2 separate regions of the Homo sapiens genome follow, and region 2 is linked to region 1. Evidence: chromatin loops called from intact Hi-C (ENCODE). Cell type or tissue: ascending aorta. All regions are shown on one strand. Each heading gives the region's core, and the rest is flanking DNA. Links, peaks and the distances in the headings are about the cores only.

Region 1 (10,090 bases), core at 2,373-6,372:
GGAAGCAGCTGCCCAAGTGTAGCCGAGTTTCCAAAAAAACAAGGAGTTGCTGGGGGGGAACCTCACACTTCTTTTTTTTTTTTTCCATTTGCACTGATTTGCATATTAATAGTTTGCATATTAACCAGCGACTTCAGAGGGTGGGCGGGCTAATGAATGCAGCAATCTCCTCAATTTTAACTCAATTTGCCTCATCCATATTCCAATGACTTTGGGGATTGGTGTTCAGCGTTCATTGAAATTATCCGAGGCAGACCCAGTGTGGGCTGCACTACCATTAATCCAATTAATTAGCCCCGTGGATACGGCCGCCTGGGCTAGGGCCCTTTGTTCAGTGCTGGGGGCTAATGACAGCCCCAATCTGATGGGATAATGAGGGGAGCGAAGGAGGGTTTGACCCCAAGTCTGGGTCCTGGGTGGTGTTTGGAGCAGGAGGGGAAGGTGGCTTTTGGGGAGGGGCTCAGATCACGGGGAGACAGCTGCTTTCCTTCCCTACTCCCTCATGCTCTCATTCAGTCACTCAAGTCTTGCCCTCACTCACTCCTTAGCGTGAGATGTCTCCCATTTACCCCTCCACACTCACTCTCCATCCCTCTTCTCCCTGCTCTGTGCCCGGGAAGGGTGAGCTACACCAAGGGGATCTGGAGCCCTCCAGCTTCTGGGTAGGTCCTGCCAATGGGAGGTGCAAGCAAGAGGAGGAAAGGAGGGGAAAAAGAGATCAGAGTATTGATTCCCTGCCTTCCTCTCTGCTGGACTGCAGGCTGGCTGGGTCCCTCTACCAGAGGTCACATCCATTGCCAAGCAGCCCTCTTCAATAGCTACTATCTCTGATCCCCTGAAATAGCCCCCTGGCCTTGCCCCCTCAGGCCTAGGGATGGTGACAGGTCCTTACTCTAGAAGCCCTAGGGTGATGTGTGGTCCTCTGTGGTTATTTTCAGTTCTTTTCTATCATCACAGCCTCTTTGAATATGCCATCTGTTCCCTGCTGGGGCCCCGATTGGTACCCACCCCTCATTCCTTCACTCTTACAGTTTTTCAACCACACAATCACTCACGCTTTCAAAGACGATCATGAGGACTAAACCGTACGCTACATTTATAACATGCTCAGCAAGATGCCTGACACGCACTGAGTTCAGTGAATGTTGGCCATAGTTAAGTGTAGGTACAGATAACCTAGCTGGTTAGATGAAGTGTCCTTTAAATGAATCCTATGAAATAATAGCCCCATGAGATGCTTTTGATAAAAGGATTTCTTGGTAATCAATGTCTAGGAGCCCAGCAAATCCCCTTCTTAGAGATCCATAATATATGTTATTATAATAAAAGTTATGAGACGTCCTGTAGTAAAGAAAAGCTTGGATTTCATGTAAATTCAAATATTCCTAGACTATATCATCTCTCATTTCCATTTCCCATTTGAGAAAACTAAAGCACCAAGAGATTACTGTGTATGATTGCTCAAAGCCCACCTAGAAACTGGCTCCTGAATTCAATCTCTGTATTTGTGTGTTGTGGGGGAGAGGGGGAGATGGAGGAGGTAGTCTGAGACCTCTTGGAAAGAACTTGGGTTGCAAACAGGTTGAATCCCTGCTCAAGCTCCTTATTAGCCATATGGCCCGAGAGAAACGGCTGCAACCTCCTGGAAACTCAGTCTTCTCGTCAAAAAAATGGGAAGGAAAATTCCTGTCATACCTAACTATGGGAGCATTCAGAACAATCAGCTGGTTAAGCGGAAAGCTTGTAAATAGATTTCCTCTGTGACACCTCTCCATGGTTCTGCAAGAGGAGACCCCAGTGCTGTGACTCATGGGAGGGAAGCACCTGTTTCCTTCTTAATCAGGTCTCCCTGATTTAAAATTCTATTGATAAAAATTTATCTTTAAAAAGTCCACCATGATAGCTCATGTCTGTACTCACAGCTACTCAGGTGGCTGAGGCTGGAGGATCACTTGAGCACGGGAATTTGAGGCTGCAGTAGGCTGCGATTGTGCCATGGAACTCCAGCCTGGGCAAATAGAGTGAGATCCCTTCTCTAAAAAAAATAAAAATTAAGAAATGTATCTGAAGAATATTTGGACAAGTATGCAAAAATATATGCATAATTATGTTCATTTTAGAGTTTTTTGCATTAATAAAAATTAGAAACAACTACATGTCTAACAAAAAGGAACTGACCAAGTAAAGAACGGGGCTTCCATGCAATGAAATTCTATGCAGCCATTTGAGATCAGAAAAACCTTTTTAAAAATCTTGGGATTCACCTGTTTATAAAACCCTGAAATTCTCTTTTCTTCAAACCAGATTTTGTCTATAAAATTTAAATACATGGAGTAGGTTTTTAGAAAAAAATGAAACAGTTGCCTTAGTTACGGTTAGGTAGGGAAACAAAGATCCTGCCTCTTAGCCCCTTTCCACACTAGCCACCCAGTACTCCTTACGCATCTCCCCAGATCTCTGGGATTTGAAGTGATAATACAAGGATAAAACTATACAGGGACAGATATTATCTTCTCAGTACTTCATGTGGGTCCCGCATTCTGCATTATATCATTTAATTTTCACAGCAAGCCTGATACAAGATGAGCATTTGCTTACCAACCCATTTTGCAGATGGGAAACCAAAGTCTCTAGGCCAAGATCCCCTGAGTAGAAAGAACCAGGATTTAATCACTAAAGTCTGAAACTAAGGGCTAGGCTCTAATGGGAAAGTGGTGAGTAGAAAAGTCAGCTAATAAATTCATATGCAGGATGCTAGTTTCCTGGTTGTGATCATGAACCATTGTTATAAAAGATGGGGGAAGGTGGATGAAGGACACACAGTAACTCTACAAGGTTCTTACAACTTTTTGTAAGTCTGAAGTTATTTCAATGTAAAATAAAATTTAAAATAGCATGTCGAATGAGATCCTATTTGGTTGTGTGTGTGTGTTTATAAATCAAGTTGGTTAACAGTACAAAAAATACAGTTAGAAGGAATAAGTTCTAGTATTAGGTAGTACAGTAGGAAAATTACAGTTAACAATAATTTATTGCATATTTCAAAATAACTGGAAGAAAAGATGTGTAATACTCCCAACACAAAGAAAAGATACATTTTTGAGGTGATGGCTACCCCAATTACTTTGATTTGATCACTACACATTGTATACAGGTATCAAAATATCACATGTATCCCCAAAATATGTAAAACTAATATGTATCAATGAAAAAATTAATTAACTTGAAACTTAATTTCTATACTTTTTGATATTTAAAATGGGGATCACTTTTACTCACTTGTCAAAACTAAATGTATAATTTAACAACACTCACCTTCATCTCTAGGTGAGAGTTTGCAGGCAATTTCTTTTTTCAAAAAATTATCTAAATTTTTAATTTTTTTCTTCAATGACTATGCATGATGATTTGTGTAATCTTTTTAAAAAGTTTAAACAATCATCTGGGGCCAGCTAAATACCTATCCAGGTCCTGCCTCTGTAATCCAGTGGTAAGAGATTCGATTGGTTCTCCCCAAACTCTTTCTTTGTGGAGTTTCAGAAAGCCAGATGCATATCAGGTCCTGTTTCTCTGCCATTCCCACCTGCCTGTCATTGCAGAGACTCCCAGTTTCTTGTCTCTTCCCAGAAGACACTATAGAAGCCTCCAGACCACGTGGCGGGTGGGGTGATGAGGGAGAGCGCTGCACACTTACAAATTACCGCAGCAAAATGGATTGCCTTGACAAAATGTAATGTTTTGTGACAGAGCCCAAATATGCATTTCATTCTTGAGAAGCAGACTCAAGGAACTCGTTGGAAATATTAAATTAAGCAGTGTAACAGCTGAGATAATTGGGTTTTCTGCCCTGTTGCCTGTGATTTTGTGTGGCGTTTGAGGCGGTTGGGCAGTTCTGTTTGACTGGGGAATGGGAGAGGCCCCTGGGAAGCTCTTGGAAAGTGGAGGTTGGGTGTGGTTCAACCTTATGTTGAGATGGGAGAGACCCTGAGCACCACCAATCCTCTGGGTCCTCAAATCAAAATCTCCCAGCTAAAAATGATTGCAGAGGCCATGTGGTTTGATGCCTGCCCCCATTTCATGGATGAAGAAACTGAGTCCTTAGGGAGATGGCTTAGCAAGATAATGGCAGAGCTGAGACATAAACTGCTGACTTTGAAAAGCTTTTTCCACAATATCATCCCTCCTCTTTATTATGGTCCTGCAACCGCAGGGCTTTGAGCCATTTTGCTTGTAATGCGCCCCAAAGATCCTGGGTTCTGGGATAGATAGACACATTGCAGGTGACAGTGCAGCCTCTCCTTCACTGGGGGAACCTTCTGCAAGTCTTGGCTGCTCGGAGCCTCAGTTTCCCTCTGTAAAATGGGGGTCAGCATGTTTGCATTGGAGGGAATGCAATGAGATTTTTAACAGGGCTGATTTGTAGATGAACCCCCTGTGGATATGGTTAAAGACGAAGATTTTGATTCAGCAGGTCTACAATGGGGCTGGAAATCCTGCATTTCTAACGGGCTCTGCAGGGATGTTGATGCTGCTGGGATCATCCTTCAAAGAGCAAGTTTATAACATATAGAACTGCTCAACCAGGGCTTGGTATGCAGTAGGCACTCTATCAATACACTCCCTTTATTCTCCTGTTATTCCTTCCAGGACTTTGTCCTAACCTACATTTCTGAAAACTCAGCCAGAAAGAAGATGGGAGGCAGGCAGCACGTCTGATGGGTCCCTTGGGAGCCATAAACATCCAATTCAACCTTGTGTGCTCCTGGTCCTCACCCGAAATGACCAGGCCAACTTTGTGGAAGGGGTGAGTCATGGCTGACAAGCTTTGCAGGCCTCCACAGCGGCACACTACAGAACTCAGCAGGGGAAATATTTCCACGTTTGCACATTTTCCAGCAGTTGGTCCAGGAATGCATGCCCAGTTAGCCTTGGCACACACTGGCCCAGCCCAGTACTGCCTCTCTGATGTCAAGGGAGTTTCTTTTTCAAGTCCAACTCAAAACACATTCCTGGACACCCAGAAATAAAGCTGGAAAATGGAGACCCTCTCTCTGTCTCTGGGCCACCCTCTGAGATGCCTTTCATCTTACAGCACTGACAAGATCATGTGGAAACTGATTCAGTCAAGTAGCCGCTGTGTGACCACAGCCAAGGCATCTCCCTTCTCTGAGCCTCAGTTTCCTCATCTATAAACTCTCAGCTGTGGAGTATGGAGCTTATGGATATGGATCCTGGAGTTTCCATCAGTTTCAATCCCAGCTCCATCACTTCCAAACTAGGTGAACTAGCTCTCCAATTCTCAGTTTCCTGATGTATCAATACAGGTTAACAGTAAAGTCTACCTCACAGCCCAGCTCTGGGAATTCAGCAAGATGAAAACTTATGTAATCTCAGCTCAGGGTTGGGCATAAGACAAGAGTTCAGCAAGTGCTATTATTATTTGCAAACATGAAAATTTATCTACCTACTGATTTACTGCTGGACTTTGATCTTGATTGGTGTCTACCCCAAATTGCTACTTCAATGTAATCAGCAGCTTTTATGGAGTCACTTAGGGATGATGATATTAACTTGCCAAAAGTTATTGGACGTTTATAAACCAGGCATTGTTCTCAATTCTTTACTTGTGTTATATGACAGATAATTCTCACAACAACTCTGAAAGATTGATTACGGTGAAAAATATAGTATTATTCTCTATTTTACCAATGAGGAAACTAAGGCACAGGAAGCTTAAATAACTTGCTAGAGGTCACACAGTTGAAGTATCAGTCAGGTATGGCCACAATAATGTTACATGACACGTGACCATAGACATCTTGGAGGAAAACAAGTGTTGACTTCTCCCTCATGCATGTAGGAGTTAATGGGGGTCTCCAAGACTGGTCTTGACTGAGCTCAGCCCCAGATCTTCTCCACTGATCTCCCATCCTCCTTGGACCTACAACTACTCATGGCAAAAGGCAAGGTCCCATGGGCCAGAGGAAACCACATGTTCAAGCCCAGAGTCAAGGGTTGGGGGAATATTTGTCCCCACACCTTGAAGCCCCAGCAAAGGTGTGAACATGTCATCTTCCTACACAGAAGTCAAGAACTGAGAGCATTAATTCAACATCCCACAGCTGATGGGGGATGGGGAGAGGAGTGAGGCAATTGACCCAGAGAGACTGATGGAAGAACTTGTTATCGTAACTGCTGTACCAGAAGTCTCTCTATCTCCTTAGAGTGTTGAGTAAACATGTGTAGAATGCTGCTCTCTGAAAACAGCTCTAGGTGGCTCAATCATGGCTTATGTAAGACTATTTGACATAATTTTATAGAAGATAAAATATTGGAATAATGTCCACTTTCCTTTGAGAAAGTCTAGGGAAGCAGTATTATTTATTTATCCATCCATGCATGAACCCATTAATACACCTACCATAAAATCCATACATCCATTTATCTATTCATCCACCTGTCCTAAAATCCATCTCTCTATCCATCTGTCCATCAACCTACCCACCTAGACATCTTTACATTTATCCATCCATCCATCCAACCATCCATCCATCCATCCGTCCATCCATCTCTCCTAAAATTAATCCAGTCATCCATCCATCTATCCTTTCATCCATCCATCCATCCATTCATCTACCCAGATGAAACATCCATTTATCTATCCACTTATCCATCCATCCATTAATCCTCCCATTCATCCACCTCTCCTAAAGTTCGTCTCTATATCTATCCACCCAACAACCCGCCTACCCACCCAACCACCCAAACATCCACCCATCTATCCACATCTCCTGAAATCCATCTCTCTATTCATTCATGCACCCAATCTATCCACCTACCCTACAATATCTCATCCATGTACCCATCCATCCACCTATGTTATAATCCACCCATCCCTCCATTTACCTATCCATCCAACAAATATTTATTGAGCTCCTATTATGTGCCAGACACTGTGCTGTACGGCAAACCCAGACCTGGTCTCCGCATTCAAGGTGCTTACAGTCTAGCAGAGCAGACAGATTCACCAGATAACCATACAAATAAACATACAATTCAAATGGAGACAAATGATACGGAGAAGAAGAATGAGGGGTGGTGAGAGGTTAGAAAAGGGGGCCTGACTTAGGTGGGATCAGGGAATGGCATTTATGGAAGGATCAGAGGGATGAATAGGAGCTAAGTAGATGAAAAGGAAAGAAAAGAGCCTCCCAAGTGGTGGGAAAACCTTAGATGAAGGTTGAAAATCAAGCGATGGAAAGGAATATAGATTTCTCCAAGAGCTATTAAGAGTCTGTAACTGGTCCTCAGCAAACAAAATGAGTTGTGGTGTGAGTGGGTGCTGGGGAGGGCTTCAGGGCCAGCCTTGCAGGGTCTTGTAGGCTGGGGAAGGATATGATTCTATATTTAATAGGGAGACAAATGTCCCTACAGGTGAGGAGGTCCAAGATTTGGGAGGCTAGGCTGTTGCAAGTACCCAGAAGGCCCTGCAGCTCTGCAAACATGGTTGTGGGAACTCTGAGGCTACAGTGGGGAGAGTAACTGAAAGGACCCTGTGTAGCCACTGCATCTGTGGCTCTGCTCAGGGCCACACATCTCCCAGGGTGCCAGCCACAGTCTGCCAACTCCTGCACCCCACAGTGCTGCTTAGCCCAGAAAGTTCATGTCTGGATTCAGATGGACATAGGGTTGATTCCGCAGCCCCATCATTTCCTCAATATGTGACATTGGGTAAGTTATTTAACCTCCCTGAGCCTCAGTTTTTCCATCTGCAAAATGGTGGTAATAGTTGGTGGGACAGAACTATGTCCCAATGTCCAGAACTCCCTCTTCAGCCTTCCCTAGAAATGAAGAAGGAGGCCTTAGCCTCTCAGACTGAGGTCTGTGTTGTTCATGGAGCCACATTCTATGAGAGGCTCATTGCATTTTAGTAGAGAGTGGGTACACTGCATTAGAAGATGCTGGACAGTGATGTGCCCTCTGTAGCCCTCTCTATCACTTGAACCCCTGTGGCTGGATGGTCCTTCAGGGCTAAAGCCTTCTCTGCTGACCTGACAATTGTAGCCAATGCCAAGAGGCACTAGGAAGCCTTGCGAGGTCTGTAGTTAAGAGACAGTCCCCAGGCTGCAATCAGATTTATTACCATGCCTGCCATTTATGCAACAAACTCGTGTTGAGTTCTTACCATGTGCCAGGCATGTGTCCTGTGCTGAGAACGCATAGCACCATGGAATCCCAGTGTGTTAGATGCCCACAGACTGGAAGTGGGGCAGATGTGTAGGGTAGGCTTACAGACCAGTGTGGAAAACACCCTAATCGATGTATGAACAAGTCTTTCCAGATCATAAGAGGGGGAATGACTACTCTCTAGGTAGAGAGTATTTGAGATGGCACTTAAGCATCTGCAGGAATTCGCAAAGCTTACAAGCACGGAAGAGGCATCCAGGCACAGAGGAGTGGTGCTGATGGTGCGGGAGGTAAAGGACACAAGGGCAGGACCCGCTCTGGTCTTCTCTTCTGCTATGGCCTCCAGAGCCTGAACCTTCCGCAAGACTTGCTGAATACTGTGGCCACTTAGAACCACGCTGACAATTGCAAGTGTCCCTTGCTTTATATTTTTTCACGTGCCAACAAACATAGGATCAGTCTACACATGTGTCTTGCTTAAGATCCAAAGGTGGCACAAGTAGCTATGATAGCTATGCCTGCTGTCAGCTCCTCTGTGCACCCCAGATAGTTCTAAAAACTTGATATGGAACGCTTTACTTCATTGGATCCTCTCTGCGTGAGGTTAAAAACAAAAAAGATATACTGGATTAGGAATTTGGAGACTTGGTTTCTAGCACAATGTGACTTTGAGTGAACATTTCTCCTCTCTGAGTCTTGCTTGACCCATTTGCCCATCTGTACAGTGAATGAATGCCAGCCAAAGGCCCTTCCTATTCTACCAATGGGAATTCTCTTCTTTAAGTCGGTTTTCTTATTTTATATCATCTCTCTCTTCTCAATAGGCAGGCAGTTGCTCAGGAGGGTAACATGGGGATACCCAAACTTGTAATTCATTTTAACACTGAGAATATCCAACTACTGAAATCAACCACAAGAGACTGGGAATGGAGTTCTTTTTAAGCTCCTGCTCTAGGTACAGTTGCCTTCAGATTGTCCTTTAAATATGCTATTCTTCATTCATTCATTCATTCATTCATTCATTCATTCATTCTTGCATCACTCACTGGGCATTCCCGCAAGTTTGATATTGGGCACACACAACGCTGGTACATCATTTTCCTTTCTCTTAAGATTTCTTATCTCCCAACTCAAAGGGTATTGTCCCCCCATCTTCATTTTATTATATAGTCATTTATTTATTATTTGTTTGTTCTCAAACCCCAAAGCCCTTCAGTTTAGCAGATGTGCCAGCAAACTTCCCCAAACATGGTTGTGTGTGACATTGATGGAAATAGTTTATGATCAATTTCAAGGGCCCTGATGATCTTTTTTTAATAAGGCACCGCTATGGGTGTGCAGCAAACTATGCCATTGTGATTTCACGAGATACTTGCTATGAAATCGAAAGCCGCCACCCCTCCTCCCTTCTTCCAGACTTAAAACGATGGTGCCTCCTTGGGGAGTGTCTATCAGTGGCTTCAAACCCCTGGTGTGGCTGCTACAGGATAAAGAATTTTCTCTCTAGGGGGCCCTCGCTCAAGGTCTGCAGGCAGCAGTATCTCTTCAGGTGTGGTCTAAGCCTCTGGGAATGGGCCCAGGAATCTGCATTTCCACAAGAACCTCAGGACAGTTTTATGTCCTAAAATCTGGACTCTGTCTCCTATCATTTGAAAGAAAGTAGGGTAGAAAGGAAAAAATAATCATTAAAGTCCAATATATTTGCACATCCTAGTTAATTATCTTCAGATTTAGGGAAATATGAAGTGTTATATATGGCACCTACACCCTCTTTGTAGTGTTGCCCATGGATGGACTGGCTTGGTACCTACTAAGAGGGTTTCATAATTTATCTCTTATCCCTCCTCCAACTCTACCTGAAAAACCAGAGAATACTCCCTTCCTCAATTACATTATTCCCCAA
Region 2 (10,090 bases), core at 4,006-8,005, 140 kb after region 1:
TCCCCAGACATGTGGAACTGTGAGTCAATTAAATCTCTTTCCTTTAAAAATTACCCAGTCTCGGGTATGTCTTTATTAGCAGTGTGAAAACAGACTAATACACTGACATTTTCCCAGTTCCTGAAATCATTGACTTCCCAAAATACTTGCTGACTGACCAAATAAGTAAGTGAATGAATGAACGAGAGAGGAGATGCAGGGAAGGAACAAAGCAACCTGGTTGGCAGACCTGTAGGGCCCAGACCAGGGTAAGATGAGTGGCATGAAACTTAAGGGGCACCAGAAACCTCAATAGCCAAAATAAATATTTTAATGTGGTATTTTTAAAAATCAAATTTAATGGAAAAATCCACATTGAACAAAGTCTAAAAATTCTAAAAAAAGCTTTATGAAGAAACATTTTGGAGGCTGAAGCAAATGGAGAAATCAGTAATACTCATCCTGTAATGGTTTAAAATGTTGATCTTCTGCTCATCAGGAATTCATTTGCATTAACTTTCTTTTTTAAGTAATGTTTTATTAGTGTTATTTATCTTGACTACTGAACTTTTTGGTGCCCCTTAAGTTTTGTGTCCAACAATTGTCTCACTTTAGTCCTGTCTGGTTCCAGTCCTTGCTTTGTCATCGGAGAGCTCTGCAACCTTGAGCCAGTTACTTGACCACTCTGGTCCTCTTGATCATCATGAGTAGAGGTGGAGTGATCAATGCAAGGTGGCCCACAGTTGGTGCCTTCCTGTCTGAGATGGCAGTCATACAGCATCAAGCATGATGCTACAGGGCCTTTGCACTTGCAATTGCCTCTGCCTAGAACACCACCAAGAACTCGTAAATAGTAACTACCCATGAGACAGATATGCATCAAATAATCATTTCTACTTCATGGATGAGGAAAGTGACGCTCCAAGATATCAAGTGTGTTGCTTCACATCGTGAATTTTGTAAGACATGAGGCTGAGTTTTGAAGGCTAAACCTGTTGTTCTCTCCACTGGCTCCCCAAGTCCACTCCCCAAGTCCAAACCCCTGCCCCAGTGAGCAGAGTTGGAAAACACAGTAGGGAAAGGACAGACAGTAAGCAAGAAGCAGAGATAGGATTGCAACCCAGGTCTCCTGCGCCCCAGCTGAAGCACTTTTCTCAGCCCCATAGTGCATTTGAAACTTGCTAAGATTTTTTAAGAGACTTTGCACTGCCAAACCAAGAGACCAGTCAACTATGTCGCCCTATAATGGAGGCATTGGAGGCGTCTTTCAATCGTCAGTGCTGGAGGGGTCCTCCCTCTGTGATGGCTTATACTTTATACAGCCTAGAGTTCTTTCTTCTCTGACTTCATAGAGCTACCCATTCCCTTCTAGAAGCATGAAACAGTGAGGGACAGGTGTTCTCCCCAAAAGATGCTTTTGGTGGCAAACTCTTTAAAAACAATCCTCTCCCAATTCACCCACCCCCACGCAAAGTTCACTCTGTTATCATAGGAAGAAAAGTATTGTGAATACAGCACAAGCTGTGTTGTTGGACAGAGGTGAACTTGAACCCAGCTCCACAGCCACAGAAAGTCCGTTCACCTCTGCTGCACCAGTCATTTGTTAAAAGTGTACTGGGATGTTGCAAGAGTTATAGAAAGCCATACATTCATGTATGCACCCACATATATGTATTCAGTTTTTATATAAACGGGATCATATCGTGCGCCCTCTTTTGCAAATGGATTTTTTTTTCACTTATTGTTTCTTGGTTATCTTAGTATGCGTCTTAAGAATGCACGCTTTAAGGCCAGGTGCGGTGGCTCATGCCTGTAATCCCAGCACTTTGGGAGGCCAAAGTGGGCGACCAAGAGGTCAGGAGTACGAGACCATCCTGGCCAACGTAGTGAAACCCTGTCTCTACTAACAACACAAAAATTAGCTGGGCATGGTGGTGGGTGCCTGTAATCCCAGCTACTCAGGAGGCTGAGGCAGGAGAATTGTTTGAACTCAGGAGGCAGAGGTTGCAGTGAGCTGAGATCACGCCACTGCACTCCAGCCTGGATGACACAGCGAGACTCCGTCTCAAAAAAAAAAAAAAAAAAAAAAAAGAAGAAGAAGAAGAAGAATGCAGGCTTTAGAGACAGATCACGTGGTTTAAATCTCAGGTCTGCAACATGCTGGCTGGACAAATGTCCTAACATGCTTCACAAATTTGCATGTCATCCTTGCACAGGGACCATGCTAATCATCTGTATATCATTTCAATTATAGTGTATGAGCATGACAAATGTCCTAACGTCCTAATCCCACCTTTCCTCGGTGTTCACATCTGTTAAATGGGAATATTAATCATGTGCAGGTGTATCTGAAAGGATTAAATGACGGAATGCAGGGAGAGTGCCAACTCCTATTTACGGCTGGTAGATGCTGACTAATATTATTCCAAAAATTTGCTTTGGTTATTTTCAGCTATTGTATGGTATTTCAGAGCGTGCTTAACCTTCATCCTGTTTGCGGATATTCAGGGCTTTTCTGTATGTACTATAGAACTGCATGTCAAATTGGGGGATGCAGGTTCCACTTGAAATTGATCACAGCCATTATTGCTCAGAAATTGAGTGGTTATGAAGGCAGGAAATATACAGGAGGAAGGTTTGTTTTGTGTATAATGTTGATGTTTTACAGTAAGAAAGTGCTCATGGAACTGCTCGTGAAAGAGAGAAAAAGAAAAAGGTAGAGAAAGAAAAAAAGAAGGAAGAGGGGGAAAAGAAAAAGATATAAAGGGTGGTAAATGGAGTGTCAAATGCCAGGCACAAGATCTTGAACATATGAGGCCCCCTCTCAGAATGGTGGCAGTTACAATATCATCATCCCCTCCTAACAGTCATGATCCCAGGCCAGGAGCAGTGGCTTACGCCTGTAATCCTAACACTTTGGGAGGCCAAGGTGGGAGGATCACCAGAGGTCAGGAGTTCGAGACCAGTCTGGCCAACAAGGTGAAACCCCGTCTCTGCTAAAAATACAACAAATTAGCCAGGCATGGTGGCAGGCGCCTGCAATCCCAGCTACTCAGGAGGCTGAGGCAGAAGAATTGCTTGAACCCGGGAGGCAGAGGTTGCAGTGAGCTGAGATCGTGCCATTGCACTCCAGCCTGGGCAATAAGAGCGAAACTCTGTTAAAAAAAAAAAAAGTCACGATCCCAAAGTTATGTGGAGTTTCACCAATCCAAGACCGTGAAAAAAATCTTTCAGGCTCGCTGTTCTGAGGCAATAATAAAGGATGGCAGCATGTGTGCATGTCTGTGTGTTTATGTGCATGCACATGTGCACGTGTGCATCTTTGCATGTAATTGTGTGTAGATGTGTGTGAGCCTGTGTGTATCTCTATGCACGCATGTGTGTGTATTTGTATATGCATGCTTGAGGGTGTGCATCGTGCATATATATGTACTTTTCTGCAAAGTGATTTTTTTTCATCGATTGCTTCTTGGGTATTTTAGGATGGGACTTACTCTGTGTGTCAGTGTCTGCATGTACGTGTGTATGGATGTGTATCCTCATGTATGTGTACACATCTCTGTGTGTGTGTGTGCATACACATATGTGCATGTGTTTCCTCTTTGGTCGACAAGAATCCCAATAAATGAGATGATGAATAATGGGTGCAAAATAGTTTTGAAAACTGCCCATTCTATACATATGTAGCTAAGGGGAGTTGACATTCATGTCCAGGATGCAAAGCAATCCTGATTGATCCCCCTCTCCACCTTCCACTTTCCCTTTGCTTCCCTTAAATTCTCTAATTGTCATCTCCATCCACACAAAGAGCAGTGGATCCCGTAGCATATAACCTTCCCTGACTTAGTCATTTGAGAAAGCCAAGGTTTCTGGTTGATGGAAGATCGCCTCTAATTATCATCTTAAAAATTATGTTTGGGATGAAAATCTCTGTAAAATGCACGATGCTCTTTGATAGTTTGGGCAGTGGCCCTTGAACTAAATCTCAGAGCTATCATTATGAGCATCATTTATTTTCCAGTGAGAAATGAAAGGCTCTGTACAATGAGAAGTGGTCTCCCCCTTTGCCCCTTCACAAAATGGCCCTAGACCGCTCAGTTTTTGCCATTAGTGAGGCTACTTTCAAATAATCCTACCTATTTCTGATGCCCATGAAGACACCACCAGCCACCTTTATCGGCCTTTATTACCTGCAGCTTTTCCTTCTCCCTTTTTATTTGTTGAATTCAATTTGTAGACAGGAAGGTCAGCTAACCACCTTCGTTAGTACTGTGCGCAAACCAAGAATAGCTAGGCTCTAAGTGAGATCCAAGGGCTGCAGATTAGCATAAAGGATTTAAAACATTAGGATCCTTGCTCTTATTGGTTGTTGGGTGGACAGTAAAAGTTCTGATTCATCAAATTAAAGGAGCTGCACCAGCTGAACCAGGGCTATGTCTATATTCCAGGTATTGTGCTAAGCATAGGGGCTCAGGGATGTCAGAGGCTTTCTGGATATGACATCTGAGCATTCGAGAGGGGTGACTTTGTGGGGGTGGGGGTTGATGTTCCTGAATAAAACATGGTCTCGGCACTTGAGATTTGGATCCATTTGGCAGTACCAAACATTTATGCTCACACAGTAGATACACAAGTATAGATGTCAACACTCAGAAAGAAACACCCACACTCATATATCAGGCAGTGCATTCTGAGGGCTAACCAGGGAGTGTGGCAGCTGTGCACCTGAGGCATTTAGGTGCATTGGGCAGGACAGGAAGGCCCCTGCCTACTTTTCCATCCATCCTCTTCTATTTCAGGGGAGCATTTCATGGCAACAGACTAGGGAGAGTGACAGGAGACCTGGAATTTAGCCTCTGTACCCCAAATGACTCTTACGTGATTGTGACTTTGAGTATGGCCCTTCTCCTCTCTGGGCCTTTATTCCTCCACTTTAAAATGATGAAATTGGACCAGATGATATCTGAGGCACACTTGAGTTTAAAACACTCCTTGAATCTGATTCTAATAATGTGAGTGATAATAATAAGCATCAGGTATTGGGTGTTTACCACATTCTATTTCTTCCTCATTTAGCCCAATAAAGTCGATGCTACTTTCCCAGTTTACATGTGAGAAAACTGAGGCTACAAACAATTAAGAGTCCTGCCCTAAGTCATGCAGCTAATTAGTGTCAGAGCTGCAATCTGGACCCAGGCAGTCTGGCCCCAGAGTCCATGCTCTTAATCACCGATGGGCTGTGCTCCTGACAGCCTGTAAATTCACCGATCTGGAGTCCTGCAAGAAGGGTTACTTCCTGTCCCCCCTCTGTGATTCCCCATGCCTTCGTTTGGGTCTTTGTTAGTAACATCTCAGGGCTCACAAGGGTTGAGACAGAGGGAAGAGGAGAACCAGGGTCTCCGATGCCTTGGAACCCGAGGCAGGCTGGCACCCTGAGGTCCCCGGGCACAGTTTCCCTGCACGTTCATCTGGCGCCGGCGGGCAGATGGGTATGCTGGCCAGTCCTGTCAGCCTGCCAGCTGGCCCAGAGCACCCGGTGGCTGGCACCTCGGCCACTCGGATGGGCTGCCGGCCCGCCTCCCACAGGCACGCAGCTGGCAGTGAGGAGCAGATGGGCCGGCCGGCCGGGCCGTTGGCTCTCCGTTACGCTGCCAGCTGGCTCCGCTGCACTTGGTGTCTTGGCACCTCTGGGCTGGCGTCGGTGGGCAGGAGGGCTGACATGTTGGCTTCCTATAGACGGGCAGCTGGCACAGGCAGCAGAGAGGAGGGTTCCTCGCCCCCTCCTGGCTGCTCCCTGAAATGGCCAGGGGTCATGGTCAATGGGAACTGAAGCCAGAATCCACCCCGCTGTGACCTGAGGAGTTTGCTGTGAGAGCGAGCTTCCTCTCCCACGCCTCCTAGGATCTGCATTGATTTGCACAAGCTCTGGCCTCCCCAGGACCTGACACCTTCCTGCCCCTGACTCCCAGCGCTCTAGCCTCCTTCACCTGGCAGGGAAGGATTGTCCCCCGGCAGGGACCCACAGCTCCTGCCAGCTTCTCTCTGTCTCCCTTGAAGTTGGCTCGCCAGTCCTTTTTCAGCTTGTCTAATTCAAAGGCTCAGCTTCTGTGAGTGCCGGAGAACTGGACTCAGCAAAGGCTGGAATCCTGATGAGATGCTCCATGAAAGCCCAGGAGTCCTGGTTCCAGTCCTTGCATGTTCTCATGGGTGCTGTGAGAACATGTGCTTCCCTCTTCAGGCCTTGGTTTCTCTATCACTTCTTTCTTATTACCCATGAATTCTTATTACTAATGAATAGTTCAGAATAAAATAAAATCCTGCCTCGAGGTTTCTAGATAAACCGTAATATGTTCATGACCCCTGACATTCTAGGTGCAAGCTTATGCATTTGGATGGTGTTATCTGTTGAATTGTGTCCCCAAAATGATGTTGAAATCCTAACCTCCCAAACTTGGGAATGGGACCTTATTTGGAAATAGGATCTTTGCCAATGAACAAACTAAGATAAGGTCATGGGGTATATCCTTATCAAAAGGGGGAATTTGGACACAGACATACATAGAACAAAGACGATGGAAAGATACAGGGAGAAAACAGCCATCTACAAGCCAAGGACCCGTGGGACCACAGGCAGATAAGAGAGAGGCTTGGAACATATGCTGTCTTACAGCCTTCAGAAGGAGCCCACCCTGCCCATACCTTGATCTCTAACTTCTGGCCTCCAAGCCTGTAAACAAATAAATTTCCCTTTTTCTCAGCCCCCTGGTCTACAGCACCCTGTCATGGTAGCCCTAGAAGACCAACACAGGTGAGCATGCCACCTTCTGGGGGATGGTTCACACATTTCATCAGGTCATCATGGGGGCTCATGACCCACCCCACCTCAAATTACAACCATTAATGTCGGTCCCAATCCTACATGGGCTTCCCACGAGGTAACATAATAGCTGTCCTGGCCGGGCGCAGTGGCTCACGCCTATAATGCCAGCACTTTGGGAGGCCAAGGCGGGTGGGTCGCTTGAGGTAAGGAGTTCAAGACCAGCCCGGCTGACGTGGTGAAACTCCATCTCTACTAAAAATACAAACTATTAGCCAGGCGTGGTGGTGCACACCTGCAATCCCAGCTACTCGGGAGGCTGAGACAGGAGAATCACTTGAACCCAGAAGGCGAAGGTTGCAGTGAGCCAAGATCACGTCATTGCACTGCAGCCTGGGTGACAGAGTGAGATTTCATCTAAAAAACAACAACAGCGACAACAAAAAAAGCTGCCCTGAATCCTTCAGGCAGCTGAGTTCAGGTGCATTTTACCTGCTGCTGAGAGCATCCTGAACCACCAACCCTATTCAGGGACAGTTATTTCAGGGGCTGACTCTACTCATGGACACAAAATGGCTGCAGAAGCCCCACCATCACCCCCAGATCCAATCACACTTAGAGATACATTCTGAAACACTGCATAATAAAGTATAAAGCACAGAAATGCATATAGCAGCATGGTTTGGCTATCCAGGGGATGCTTTATTCAGGCAAACTGAACCCATTACCCATGATTTCAGATTTAAAGGAAGTAAAGATCAGCTCACTTTCCATATCTAGCTTTGGATGTGATATCAGAAGACCTGGGGTCTAGCCCGCAACCCCCTTATTTTCTAGCTTTAGAGACTAATTCTGTAGAGCCTTCAACTGGAAAGCAAATAAAAATATGAATCAAGTGACTTCAAGTGTGGTGGCTCATGCCTGTAATCCCAGCACTTTGGGAGGCCAAGGCAGGCAGATCACAAGGTCAGGAGATCGAGACCATCCTGGCTAACACAGTGAAACCCCATCTCTACTAAAAATACAAAAAAAATAGCCGGGTGTGGCGGCAGGCACCTATAGTCTCAGCTACTCGGGAGGCTGAGGCAGGAGAATGGCGTGAACCTGGGAGGTGGAGCTTGCAGTGAGCCAAGATTGCGCCACGGCACTCCAGCCTGGGCGACAGAGCGAGACTCTTTCTCAAAAAAAAAAAAAATTAATATCATGTCATCTTTTAATTCCACTTCTGGGAATCAATCTGAAGATGTGTATCAAACTATGGAAAAAGTTTTATTTAAGAAGGTGCTTATTGAAGCAGTTGGTTTGTAAATTTAAAAAACAAAAAAAGTGAAACAACTGCCCTGGATGGGGTTGGTGGTTTAGGACATTCTCAGCTGCAAGCAACAGGCATCTTAACTCAGCTGCCTGAAGGGGTCAGGACATCCACTATCTTACCTTATGAGAAGCCCAGAGTGAGAGTGCACTGAGAAGGTGCCTGCAGTTGTCCTTTTCTACATGTTAGCTTTATTGCCTGGGCTCACTTTCCTCATGGACACAAAATGGCTGCAGAGATCCCAGCATCACACCCAGATCCAGCCACATTTAGAGAAAGAATGGGGACATTGCCTCATGAATGCCTCTTTGTAAAAGCCAAACAAAGTTTCCCAGGGGCACCCAGCAAAATTTCTTTATATCTCATGGCCTGTGATCGTGCCATATGTCCAGGTCTTAACCAATCTTGAGAAGATAAATAAAGTGGCTGTAATTGGATTGGTCAGTCAGGGCCTGCTCTCTGAGACTGGAGGCAGGGCTGGCTCCAGGACACAGATGGTGGACTTGGACTCTATGAGGAGGAGGAAAATGGGTGTAGGAGCTCAATGTCTAGCAGGCAGTCAACAGGATGGTGTTGTAGTCACTGGTTGTAGGTCAGTTACAATTAAAAAGTTAAGATTATGTTAAAATTAGATGGCAAAAATAAATAGGTGATGAAGATTGAGATGTACATGGCAAGGGTTATCATCAATGGAGAAATGCATTCTTGGAAATCGGTAAGACCAGCACTCCAGTATGATTGGCAAATATGAGCATGTCAGTGGAATATTAATATCCACTAGCCCATGAGAAAAGTACACTGATATCACTAATAATCAATATATTTTGCTTACAACACTGGCCAGGTTCATAGAATCTGATTTTTTGAGGAAACAGGCACTCAATAGCATTAATGATGGATACACAAATGGGAACAGAAAGTTGGCCTTGATGTCACGCCTGTTTATTTTTTTAATTAAGGTGAAATTCACATAACATAAAATTAACCATTTTAAGGTGAATAATTTCAACAGCATTCTGTACATTTATGATACCATACTACCATCACCTCTACCTAGTTCCAAAGCATTCTCATCACCCTAAAAGAAAATCCTATACCCCTTAAGCAGTCACTCCCATTACCCCTCCCCACAGCCACTGGCAACCACTAATCCACTTTCTGTCTTTGTGGATTCACCTATTCTGGATATATCATACAAATGATGGATCATGTGATCTTTTATGTCTGGCTTCTTTCACTTAGCGTGGTGTCTTCCAGGTACATCCATGTTGTAACATGCATCAGTTCTTCACCCCTTTTCACAACTGAGTAATGTTCCATTGCATGTGCCTGCTTTTTGACCCACCAATTGCACATCTGGAAACTTATCCCAAGAAAATGATCATGAAATTGTGCAGAGAACAGCTACCAGGATCTTTCTGAACCCATCATTTCGAAGGCCACAAGATGAGACTTGGGAAAGTAATTATGATTAGTCTATATGTGACAGGATATAAGGAAGACAGCATCCATTATATTACAGCAGAATATTTCACAATACCAGAAAGTACTTACAATTGCTTTGCAGCCTTTTGGCTAAGATCAAGTATTGAAACTACTTGTGGCATGGTGGTATTTCTGTTAAAAGCGTATTATAAAACCTTGTGTTCTCTATGACCCCCTTGTCAGTCATTGCTTCCGTTATAGAGAGCATTTGTGAGGTATGGAACATCTACTGTGCACCAGGCACTGTTCAAGGTGCTGAATAGAAAGCAGTATTTAAATAGACAGAATTGCTGATTTGGGGTAGCATGCAACATTATTGTGTGTGTAACTTTGGTGGGGGCTGATGAATGGGCAATAGGGGGTCCCCTGGGGGAAGGAAGGAGGTGATATCCACGTACTTTGAGAGTCTAAATGTATAAGTAGAAAAAAGTATGGGTGGTAGATTATGAGTAATCTTTATTCCTTTCTTTTTATGTGCTTGTAATGTCCACATATTT

The links. A loop is a pair of places that touch in the nucleus more often than their neighbours do. Peaks named below come from ENCODE experiments on the same cell type or tissue, not always from the same donor. Only the 100,000 strongest peaks of a DNase experiment are listed, where the experiment ranks them.
Region 2: a loop joins it to region 1, with 2.4 times the contacts of the local background. A loop is called at or near these places in 1 of 110 quality-filtered maps.

The regions. Positions count from the first base shown.
Region 1 is chr22:27,165,421-27,175,510 of GRCh38, reverse strand. No RefSeq gene overlaps it. Among named protein-coding and RNA genes, the nearest start is that of LINC01638, 54 kb to the left of the region's middle. RefSeq lists an enhancer at 4,142-5,341. In ascending aorta, for the core only: no CTCF peak of the experiment used is centred there; a DNase peak (open chromatin) is centred at 4,860; H3K27ac peaks cover 332 bases.
Region 2 is chr22:27,028,052-27,038,141 of GRCh38, reverse strand. It overlaps the pseudogene RNU6-1066P. Among named protein-coding and RNA genes, the nearest start is that of LINC01422, 130 kb to the right of the region's middle. RefSeq lists a silencer at 5,662-5,956. In ascending aorta, for the core only: CTCF peaks have their summits at 5,573 and 5,772 (motif pointing left); DNase peaks (open chromatin) are centred at 5,601 and 6,077; H3K4me3 peaks cover 586 bases; H3K27ac peaks cover 1,200 bases.